Linked DNA regions of Homo sapiens: region 1 is linked to region 2. Evidence: chromatin contacts called from ENCODE Hi-C or POLR2A ChIA-PET data. All regions are on one chromosome and are shown on one strand. The core of a region is the stretch at or near the end of the contact, and the rest is flanking DNA. Distances in the headings are between cores, read along the strand shown. Region 1 holds the start of FUNDC2 (FUN14 domain containing 2). Region 2 overlaps ZNF185 (zinc finger protein 185 with LIM domain).

What was found. A loop is a pair of places that touch in the nucleus more often than their neighbours do. ChIA-PET counts read pairs that join two places held with the same protein, here RNA polymerase II (POLR2A). Pooled maps may share reads with other maps.
Region 1: a loop to region 2 is called in a map of B cell, with 12 times the contacts of the local background. The contact joins the promoter of FUNDC2 here to the enhancer-like site in region 2. A Hi-C loop is called at or near these places in 1 of 168 maps with a recorded cell type or tissue (B cell), 1 of 37 single-sample maps with no recorded cell type and 5 of 50 pooled maps. POLR2A ChIA-PET finds 5 or more read pairs at or near these places in 1 of 52 experiments (Caco-2).

Annotation. Positions count from the first base shown.
Region 1 is chrX:155,024,174-155,029,403 of GRCh38, reverse strand. It overlaps FUNDC2 (FUN14 domain containing 2), which reads right to left and starts at 2,560. Exons shown (of 5, transcript NM_023934.4): 1 at 2,333-2,560. The coding sequence starts at 2,465. RefSeq lists an enhancer at 979-1,882 and silencers at 2,060-2,379, 2,650-2,739.
Region 2 is chrX:152,955,780-152,960,851 of GRCh38, reverse strand. ZNF185 (zinc finger protein 185 with LIM domain) reads right to left here. Exons shown (of 25, transcript NM_001395254.1): 19 at 956-1,153. Among named protein-coding and RNA genes, the nearest start is that of PNMA5, 36 kb to the left of the region's middle. RefSeq lists enhancers at 1,504-1,633, 1,644-1,693. Within about 2 kb of position 2,576, at least 19 of the 41 ENCODE cell types and tissues checked have a DNase peak (open chromatin) inside an H3K27ac peak, as active enhancers do; they include B cell, where a contact is called at or near this core.

The DNA of each region.
Region 1 (5,230 bases), core at 1,311-3,810, 2.1 Mb before region 2:
CAGTGTTCCAGTTACTTCGGCTGTACTACAAATTACTCCAAAACTTCATGAAGCAAAACAATCATATATTATGCTCTCAGATTTTGTGGATCAGGAATTCAGCCACAGCACTGTGGTTTGTCTTTGTTTCATGTCTGAGGCTTTAGCCAGAAGACTTACAGGCTGGGTCTGAAGACTCTACACTCACACAGATAGATAGGCTGCTACTCTATGTGAGTCAGTCTAGGCTTCCTTACAGCATAGGAGCTGAGTTCAGGAGGTGAAAGTCCCAAGAAAGGGAGAGAGCAAATGCAGTGTTAACTTCCACTGCATTCTGTAGGAACAGGCAGTCAGTCACAAACTCCCATCCAGATTCATGAAGAGGGAATATAGATCCCACCCCTGGGTGGGAGGAGTGTCAAAGTCACTAGGAAAAAGACCATAAGGAATGGAAAATATTGCTGCAATCAGGAAAATACAAACTGCCACAATAATCCTGGGGGCGGAGGCGGGCAAGGGAAAGAGGAGGGTTCAAGGAATTTCAAGGCTCATTATAAAGCTACAGTATAATATACAACTATCTTAATTTCAAGGCTTATAAAGCAATGACATTCAACACTGTCAAACTGACCCAAGGATACCCAAATATAGCAATGGAAGAGAATCCAGAATCCAGAAATAGATCCACACATATAGTCATTTGATTTTTAATAACTTAGCACCAAGGTAACTCAATGAAGGAAACAACAAATGATGTTAGAACTACTATATATTTGTGTTTCAAAAAAAACTACTCTCAACCTCTACCTTAAACCATACACAAAATATAATTCAAGAATTCATTCAGGATACATCACAGACGCCCATTTAGCAGAACAAAATATGGATGTCTGAGTACCTGGGTACTCCATGGCCTCTCAAGTAGTTAAATAATTTATTTTTCTAATGTAACAACAAAACATTACAGTTTTAACGTAATTTGACCAAGCCCCTTAGATCAACAGGTGGCTCCACTGGGGCTGCAGTGAGCTATGATTGTGCCACTGTGCTGTAGCCTGAATGACAGATCTAGTCCCTAAAAAAGGGAGTAGGGGGGAAGGTAGATTAAATGCGAGATATTTGGTCAGTCATTGGTCAAACACTGCTAAGCACTATGACAGACAAAAGTCAGCCAATAGCTTCGTTTATGAGCCCACAAAATCAATGATCACAGTTATTATGTGATCATCACTGTGATAACAATTGAAACTCATCTTAACCTCAAAATTTCTCACAACAATTTCCTAGGTGCAAATACCTGATCAACCTATAAGAGCAGTCTGCTCTTATAAAAGTCTATAAGAGCAGTCTGCTCTTATAAAAGTCTATAAGAGCAGTCTGCTCTGCAGGAAAATACATAATTATCACATTGCACATTCCACCTTCCCAGAGTCATCTAAAATTTAGCGGCGTGCTGGTGAAATGCTTAACAGTCGGCTTTAGGCAAGGGCTGATTTGTAGTGTAGCCAATTTCCATTGCGTATTCATTCATCGTGAGCATGACATTACTGAATTGTGAAACTACTGAACCCAGAGATGGGAAGAGACGCACAGTAGAGCACCATAGTATAGTATCTCCTCCACAAAGATACAATAGATGTATAAATAACCTCAAAAGTAAAGTAACAATAAAACATGGTAAATAATAAAAGTGATGAGTTTTTAGTATTTTCACTGCCTTTGTTTTTAACATAATTTACGTAATTTTACGTTTATATGATTGAGTTTTCAATGATGGCTCTGTTTAGCAATGGGATCCCGTGAGTCAGTACTAAATTAAATACAACCTAAACATTCAAAATAGGGTAAGACGCATAACTTAAAGACGTGCTCCACTGCGAATTACACGGAATCTTTGACTATGCCGACTAAACAGAAGGCTATTCCTAAGTACCATCCCATATGTGCTAGTTTTTCAAAACCAACAATAAAGCAGTTGGGGAGGTGCCTTGTACACAGAATGACGCCACGAGGCATTTGAGATGAACGTCCAAAGGGACAAAGAAGCCAGACCGCTTCCGAGAACGGGGACAGAATGTCTTCGGGCTTCTGCGCCGGGGGCGGCGCCGGAAGGCTGGGTGAGCTCCACTGGAGACGACACCCCAGGGTGGTTAGGCCCCAGACACGCGCGTGACCTTGGCCGGACCCTGGGAGCGGCTGAGCCAGGGGCGATCCCCGAGCGCCCTCCCCGTCCCCGCGCCGCTTGGACTCCCCGGGGAGCTCGGTCGCGACTGGCGGGCGCGGAGCCCTTCCCCTTCCGGAGCCCAGGAAGGCGGCTCCCCGCGGCGCCGGCCGCGCGCGCGCCCGCCCTTACCTTGACTGGACGCGGCCATTTCGGTGAGCTTGTCTCGCGAGGACACACGTAGAGGATCTGCGCGGTAGGCCGCGGAGTGGCGCGCAGTTGTCGCCACCACTTGGCTTCCGGCACGTGGGGCAGATGTTTCCATTCCCACGGCGGCAGCGGAAGAGGGAGGGCCGGGCGCGCCGCGGCTGCTTGCAGTCTCCGCAAGCGGCTACATCACAGAGCTCAGCGTGCGGTGTCACAGGCCCCGCGGTCCCGCCCAACAGATGCACCGAGATGCGCGTGCGCAGAAAGCGTCCCGGGGGTGAGGCTCCCTCCCTCGCTCTCCCTCTACTCCCGCCCCACTCTCCCCCACTTTCCCCCCTCCACCCACCGCGGCCGTCGGGGCTCGCTCGCTCAGTACCTGGAGGCGAGTTCCTGACGCGACTGCGACTCAATCCTCGCCTGGTGAAGAATATTTTACCTATGACTCACTGAAAATAAAGACGGCTGAGTGACCGTGTTTGTTCATGTAAACATTGAACAAATATTTATCGGCTTCTGCGATGTGTCCTACTCTTTTAGTGGAGGAAGACACATTTTATTTATGTATTTAATTTTTCTTTTGAATTTTACATGCGAGTTATACTTAATAAAACTCACTTCAAAATATACCTTCAACAGAAAATCCAGCAACAGTTTCTATTATGTTAGTTAAAACAGCCAGTCTTTTCCTTTACTTTTAAAAATTATTCATAAATGTAATTAGTGAATGATAATAAACATTGACATCTGATCCACTGCTTTAGGAGTGACACAAATGAAGTTAACTCAGGCTATTTTCTTTATAATCATTGTGCTATTGTTTTCTTTTTCTTTTCAATTATACTGCTTAATATAGGATTTTGTGGCACCATAGGAGTTGAGTAAAAATAAAAGGAATAAAAATATACCTTATCTGGCCGGGCGCGGTGGCTCACGCCTGTAATTTCAGCAGTTTCGGAGGCCGAGGCGGGCGGATCACGCGGTCAGGAGATCGAGGCCATCCTGGCTAACATGGTGAAACCCCGTCTCTACTAAAAATACAAAAAATTAGCCGGGCATGGTGGCGGCCGCCTGTAGTCCCAGCTACTCGGGAGGCTGAGGCAGGAGAATGGCGTGAACCCGGGAGGCGGAGCTTGCAGTGAGCCGAGATCGCGACACTGCACTCCAGCCTGGGCGACAGAGTGAGACTGCGTCTCCAAAAAAAAAAGAAAAAATACGTTATCTATGAAGATTTCCAATTTGATTTCTATTTATCACAAATGGCCACAGTACTCCTTTGTACTTTACCACATACCATATTGTATTCAGTAATTATTTGTGAATATGTAATTGATAATATTGTAGGTTTTAGAGAATCCTTGAAAACATGAAAATTTGGTAATGGGGTCTATTTTGATTATTTATTTATTTATTTATTTATTTTATTTTTGAGACAGAGTCTCGCTCTTGTTGCCCAGGCTGGAGTGCAGTGGCGCGATCTCGGCTCACTGCAAGCTCCACCTCCCGGGTTCAAGCGATTCTCCTGCCTCAGCCTCCCAAGTAGCTGGGACTACAGGCACGTGCCACCATGCCCGGCTAATTTTTTGTATTTTTAGTAGAGGAGGAGTTTCATCTTGTTAGCTAGGATGGTCTAGATCTCCTGACCTCGTGATCTGCCCGCCTCAGCCTCCCAAAGTGCTGGGATTACAGGTGTGAGCCACCGTGCCCGGCCATATTTTGATTTAAAATTTAGCAATAATAGATAAAATTTTCAATCAACTAAGCCCTTGGGCCAGGGAATGCTATTCCTTAAAAAGTGCTTCTATCAATATAGCCTCTGACTCATTACTTTGTTAATTTTTAAATTGTATTTCATTCCTGATTAACATTCCCACCCAGATTATTAATTATACAATCTGTTAACTGTAGAACCTCAAACATGTTGGATTGTACTGTATTTGTCTGGAAGACACATTTTTAAAACATTGTAATCGCTATAAGAGAAGCACTGGGAAAGAAAGGAGCTTCTATGCCTGCAGTGCCTGAGGAGCCCTTTAACAGTGTGCCCCGCCCCTAAGCTACTCATGCAGTCATCCCCATCCCAGTTAGTCAACTTTATTCCAAAAAACTTGGTGTTCCAAATTTTTCCTTCTCAAAGCCCACAGATCCAAAATTCATCAGCAGTTCCCACAAACGTTACCCTCACAATGAATCCAGCCATTTTTCACCCTCTCCAGTGGTACCATCATAGCCCAAGCCGCCACCATTTCTCACCCCCGGTTAACAGGCCACCCTCCTTCTACCCTTATCCTGCTAGAGTTTGTTTTATCTACAGTGATCAGAAAGATCAGCCTAAAAGATAATTCTGATCACCACCCTCCTCTACTCACAACCCGGCCGTGTCTCCCCATTGCCCTCAGTGTAGAAGTCAATGTCCCTTTGCTGAAATGCAACCTTAGTGAAACTTTCCATGACTAACCTCCTTTAAAATTGCAACCTGGTCCACCCTTACTCCCCCTTACCCCACTTCTCTTTTTTGCACAGCACTTATTTTACCTTCTAACATACTGTATAATGTACTCATGTATTGTAATTATTGCTTATCATCCCTCTTTCAGTTGCTTATATTTTTCATCAATGTGTACCCAGTGCCTAGGACAATATCTGTCTAGGACAAATGGGTAGTTATGTGGCTGTAGGCAAGCCATTTAACCTCTCTGTACCTCAGTTACTTTATCTGTATCCACTTTGCGGTGTTGTCATGAGGATTAAATCAGATAGCCTATGTGTAGCACCTGGCAGTGAATTTATCACCCTGTACTGTAACTGTCTACTTTTCTGTCTCCTCCATTGGACTGTCATTCCCAGGGGGTTGGGAACTGGGATTTCTTCATTTCTGAGGCATAG
Region 2 (5,072 bases), core at 1,327-3,826:
TCTCTCCTGCCCTCTAGGCCCTGCCCATGTTGCAATGGCTGTGAAGCACTTCCTGAGACCACACTGTTTCCAGTTCAACAACTCCAGTTTTCCATGGATTTTTGGAAATGACAATTGACAGAATGTTTCAGGATGATATAAAATCTGATACTAGATTGCCTGTAAAAACATTTTCAAAACTCAATTATTTTCAAATGTGAAAAAATATGCTACAAGTCACCTAGGATTTCAAAATTGGGAAAGTTCTTACAGCTACCACAAACATCACAATTGGGTGTGGATCCACACTGATCTACAAAGGCCAGAAGCCAGGAAACTACCACTTTGGGAGACCTGAGCTGCTCACAGAAAAGCACAAGCATCTGGTGTTGTCTGTTCCCTAGTACCTGGCTGTTCCTTGGTTCTTGGTCTCTCTCAGAAAATTCAGAGCCCCTGTTTCCTCAGGCTACTGCTGCCAACTTCTTGCAATCAATGAGCAACCCTGAGTCAGCACTGTGGAGCTACATTACTGTCCAAATCCATGGCCATCCCAGTGCTGATGGCAGTGGAAGAGCTCATCCAACTGGTACAGTTGTTATTTCTGGCAGTGAATCACATCCACACCATGGCACACCTTGCTCAGAGAGTTTCCATCTCCATTAACAGAAAAAGCAACCTATATCCCTCCCCTGACCCAGGTTTCCAGGTTCGAACTGGCTGCCAGACAACCTGGTTCTCTGTGCATCCTTTCTGTGCCAGACTTAGTCTAACAGATTTGATGCTATGGCTCCAAGCTGAAACCCATGAATATCTACCCCTGAGATGCTGGTTTCTCTCCTTCCCTCTGGCTCCTAACCACACTCACCTGCAGAGGATAAACAGGCATGCCTAGTGTGTGGGGGTTTGTCCTGGGTTGCTGCCCTGGACAAAAACACTGGCTCTAGCAGGTAAGGTCCCAGTGCAGTTTGGCTCGTACCTGCTGGTGCAGCTCTCTCGTCTGACGAATTGCTCAGATCCGCTGGGGCTGTTCTGCTGTTCTGGGGTACTGGGATCTGCAGGTTGCTGAGTGGGTACAGCTGGGTCTCCTTGGCCACCTCTTGGGGCTCCAGGCCTGTCCTGCCAGGCCTCTCCGACCTTGGTGGCCACATCCTTCCCCTCAAAATCAGTCAACACGCTGAGGAAGAATAAGACCCTTATGAAGTGAGTGCCCTGAGACTAGACTTTGTTCTCCCATGGCAGGTAGGCTGGCTGTCATGTCTCGTGGACTTGGAGGGACTCATCTCCCCAAGAGTGGGGCAGACAGGAAGGAGGCACAATCCCCACCCCAAGGAGCAGTCAGTCTCCTCCTCAGTAGGACCCCCGCAGTGCTGCTCCTTTCTGACAAGGGCAAAGTCACCTGACGACTTCAATGAGGTGTTAAAAGACATCGTCTTCTGGCTGGAAACACACTGGTATTCTTGTCCCCATCCTCCCACTGCCATCTCTCCTTTCTCCAGTTCTTTCCCGCCTCCGGCCTCTCTAGGAAGACCTAAGCCATTCAGCCTTCTTCCCTGACCATGGTGCTCAAGACCTGTGCGCTGGCCAGGCTCATCAAATACCCGGCAGTCTAGGGAGGAGCTTCTCCCCCAAGCTACCCTGGAGGGCTCGGTAGGGGCAAGGGTAGGGGAGTGCGCACGTGTTGGTCACCAGATTCCCAAATCCGCTGTTGACCCCACAAAGGGGGGAAGGGCCAGGAGAATCCAAAATTTCTTAGGCGGGGCCATTATGAGAACCCTAGACCCATTTGTGATCCTCGAGCGCCATCTGGCGGCAGGAACCGGGACTGCTGCAGAAAAAGCCTCTCCACGGTCGATCTCGCCCAAAACAACCATTTTCTTTGTTGATCGTCTCATTTCCCGGCGAGCACCGCAGGCAGAGTCTGCGGCTGCAGGAAATGGCGGCACGCGCAGGCGTACTCACGCCGGCCGCACCCCGGCCTGTGCACGCACGATCTCAGCGCGCGTGCGTGCACCCGCCCACTTATCGTTGTGACCGCGTAGTTTTCACATGTGGAACCTTCTTGTCTTCTTTATTGGAAGTAGTCATAGCTATTCCTGGAAAGCAATAGCATTTTCATCCCCTGCCCCCCTTTTTTTTTTTTTGAGACGGAGTTTCGGTCTGTCGCCCAGGCTGGAGTGCAGTGGTGTGATCTCGACTCACTGCAACCTCCGCCTCCCGGGTTCCAGAGATTCTGGGACTACAGGCGCCCGCTGCCACGCGTGGCTAATTCTTTGTATTTTAGTAGAGACGGGGCTTCACCTTGTTGGCCAGGCTGGTTGTGAACTCCTGAACTCAGGCAATCCGCCCGCCTCGGCCTCTCAAACTGCTGGGATTACAGGCGTGAGCCACCGTGCCTGGCCATCCCTTTTTTTTTACAGATGAAAAAGTTGACATAAGGGTCCAATTTGCAACTAATAGTAGTCAAAATGGAACTTCCTTGTTCCTGCTGCAGTTCAACCTGATCAGGTGACTCCTGCTACATACACTTTTAGCGTCTCTAAACTTAGTTCCTCCCACCTAACCCCAGCTGCTTCTCTTCCCCTTCCAGCAGCCAAACTCCTTAGAAAGAGCTGTCTACGCTCACTCTTGTCACCTTTTCCTTCCTTTCTTACCATCAACATTCCATGGAACCTATTAATTGCTTCTGGAAAACTGAGTTCCTTCTGGGTTACACATTACGCCCGGGAGGCAGCAAATTCTTACAGAAATGGTGACATCTTACGAAAGATAACTTACAGTGGAACATTCCAAATGAACAACAACACACTGAAGTGCATTTTAAAAAAAAATTCTTTTGTGTTGTGGCTTGGCTCCCGGGGCAATGGTGCAGAGAGCCAGATCACCAGGGCCACTCAGGGAAAGGGAGCCCAGAAGCCTGGCATGCCAGCAAAAGGGTAAATATCTCTTCCCAGTCAGATTTCAGGCTTCTCTCTCTCTGTGCAAACTGATTGTAAAATCACTGTTTATCTCCTCTGTAAAATTTTAATTAATGCAAAAAGGAATTCTGAGGCTGTCTAGTCTTAAGCTGTAGTCAATCTGGTATATTTTGTGCTATAAAGTCGTTTTTCTGTGTCGAGGGGTACCTTAGGATAAAACATGGGCTTGGGCCCCCATAAGCTTGCTGCTCAAGATGGCCCAGCAAGCTGGTCAGTGACAAACTTTGCTGCAGGTCCCTGAAACCAACAAAAAACTGGACAAGGTCGCCATCCTGTTTTATGTCCTTGGGAGCTTGACCTTGTAACCATGTGGCAGTACTTTCTCCTTGTCTCTACCTTCCAGGGAACAGGAATTTTAGGGTTCATATCATAGTTAGTTCTAAAAATTATCTTGACTAGTTAAAAGCCTTTGCAAGCTCAAAATTAACTACTCTAGACTCCTTCTGGGCTCAGTAGTTAAGGTTTTGCCCTTTCACAGTGGCAGTCTGGGTTCGATTCCTGGCTTAGGAAATAAGTCCTTTCTGGTTTAATATCTGCATGACCTTGTCTATACCTTTCTCCTCCATGGACTGTCTTAAATTTTCCTTTGAGCACCTGGGAGTTCGAGACCAGCCTGGCCAACATGATGAAACCCCCTCTCTACTAACATACAAAAAAAAAAAAATAGCCAGACATGGTGGCACACGCCTGTAGTCCCAGCTGCTCCAGAGGCTGAGGCAGGAGAACTGCTTGAACTGGGGAGACAGAGGTTGCAGTGAGCCGAGATCATGCCACTGTCAGCCTAGGCGACAGAACAAGACTCCGTCTCAAAAAAAAAAAAAAAATTAACCTTGTAAAAAATTTTATGTATGATAATACTAAATTTAAAAGGGTATTATTAGGTTTTTCCATAAATTGAACATGGACATAAAAGCACAACAGGTTTTCTTAGAGCACTAATCTGCTCTTCAACAAAAATTGTAAAGGGTTATAAAAGGTTTATAAAATTCTTACCTTATGTTCAAACTGATTAAGATTGAATACATTTGTCTATAAGGTTTTATTTAAGAATTGGGTTTGACATCGATAATGCACTAATGCAACAGTGACATTTGGCTTATTTGGTATAAAAATCATGGGAGGCATTGTCAAAATAAAAATACTGTTTTGTTTTGTTTTGAGACTGAGTTTTGCCCTCGTTGCCCAGGCTGGAGTGCAATGGCATGATCTCTGCTCACTGCAACCTCCACCTCCTGGGTTCAGGCGATTCTCCAGTCTTAGCCTCCCGAGTAGCTGGGATTACAGGTGCATGCCACCATGCCTGGCTAATTTTTCTATTTTTAGTGGAGACAGGGTTTCACCATGTTGGCCAGGCTGCTCTTGAACTCCTGACCTCAGGTTATCCGCCTGCCTCGGCCTCCGAGAGTGCTGGGATTACAGGTGTAAGCCACCGCGCTTGGCCAATAAAAATAATGTTTAATCTTCAGGGTATATTTTTAGTGAATTATATTAATATATATTCCAAAATTATATGGGGTTTCTAAAATTCTAATATGTATATCAAGTGCAGATTATAAAAATTCAGTCATACAGGATTAATGAAAAGATCACTTAGTGAAGTGAGTAGACTCTTCGTCTAGCTCATTCTTTATTTTATTTAATTTAGGCAGTTTGTTTTATGGGGACCTCAGGTAAACAGCATACTTCAAACTCTGGGTATTATCCTACTGGTAGTCATAGTAGTCTCCCCAGTGCACTGTATTCTCTCAAAGGTTTCAAATGTTTGCATGCAGCCATCTCTGAAATGTCAAATGGTCTCTCTTCAACTGGAATAACAAAACTGATTGAAATGTATGATTATGAGGACATCATAACCTATGAATGACATGCTGAGACTGGAAACCTAAAATGATGGTAACTAGGTAACTAAAAGTGGTGCTAAGGCCCTAAGTTTTGGTCACACTCTCACCTAAGTGAGAACCTGGCCAATAAGGGGAAATATTTTTTTTTTTTTTTTTTAGGTGGAGTCTCGCTCTGTCACCAGGCTGGAGTGCAGTGGCGTGATCTTGGCTCACTGCAACCTCTGACTGCCAGGTTCAAGTGATTCTCTTGCCTCAGCCTCCCGAGTAGCTGGGATTA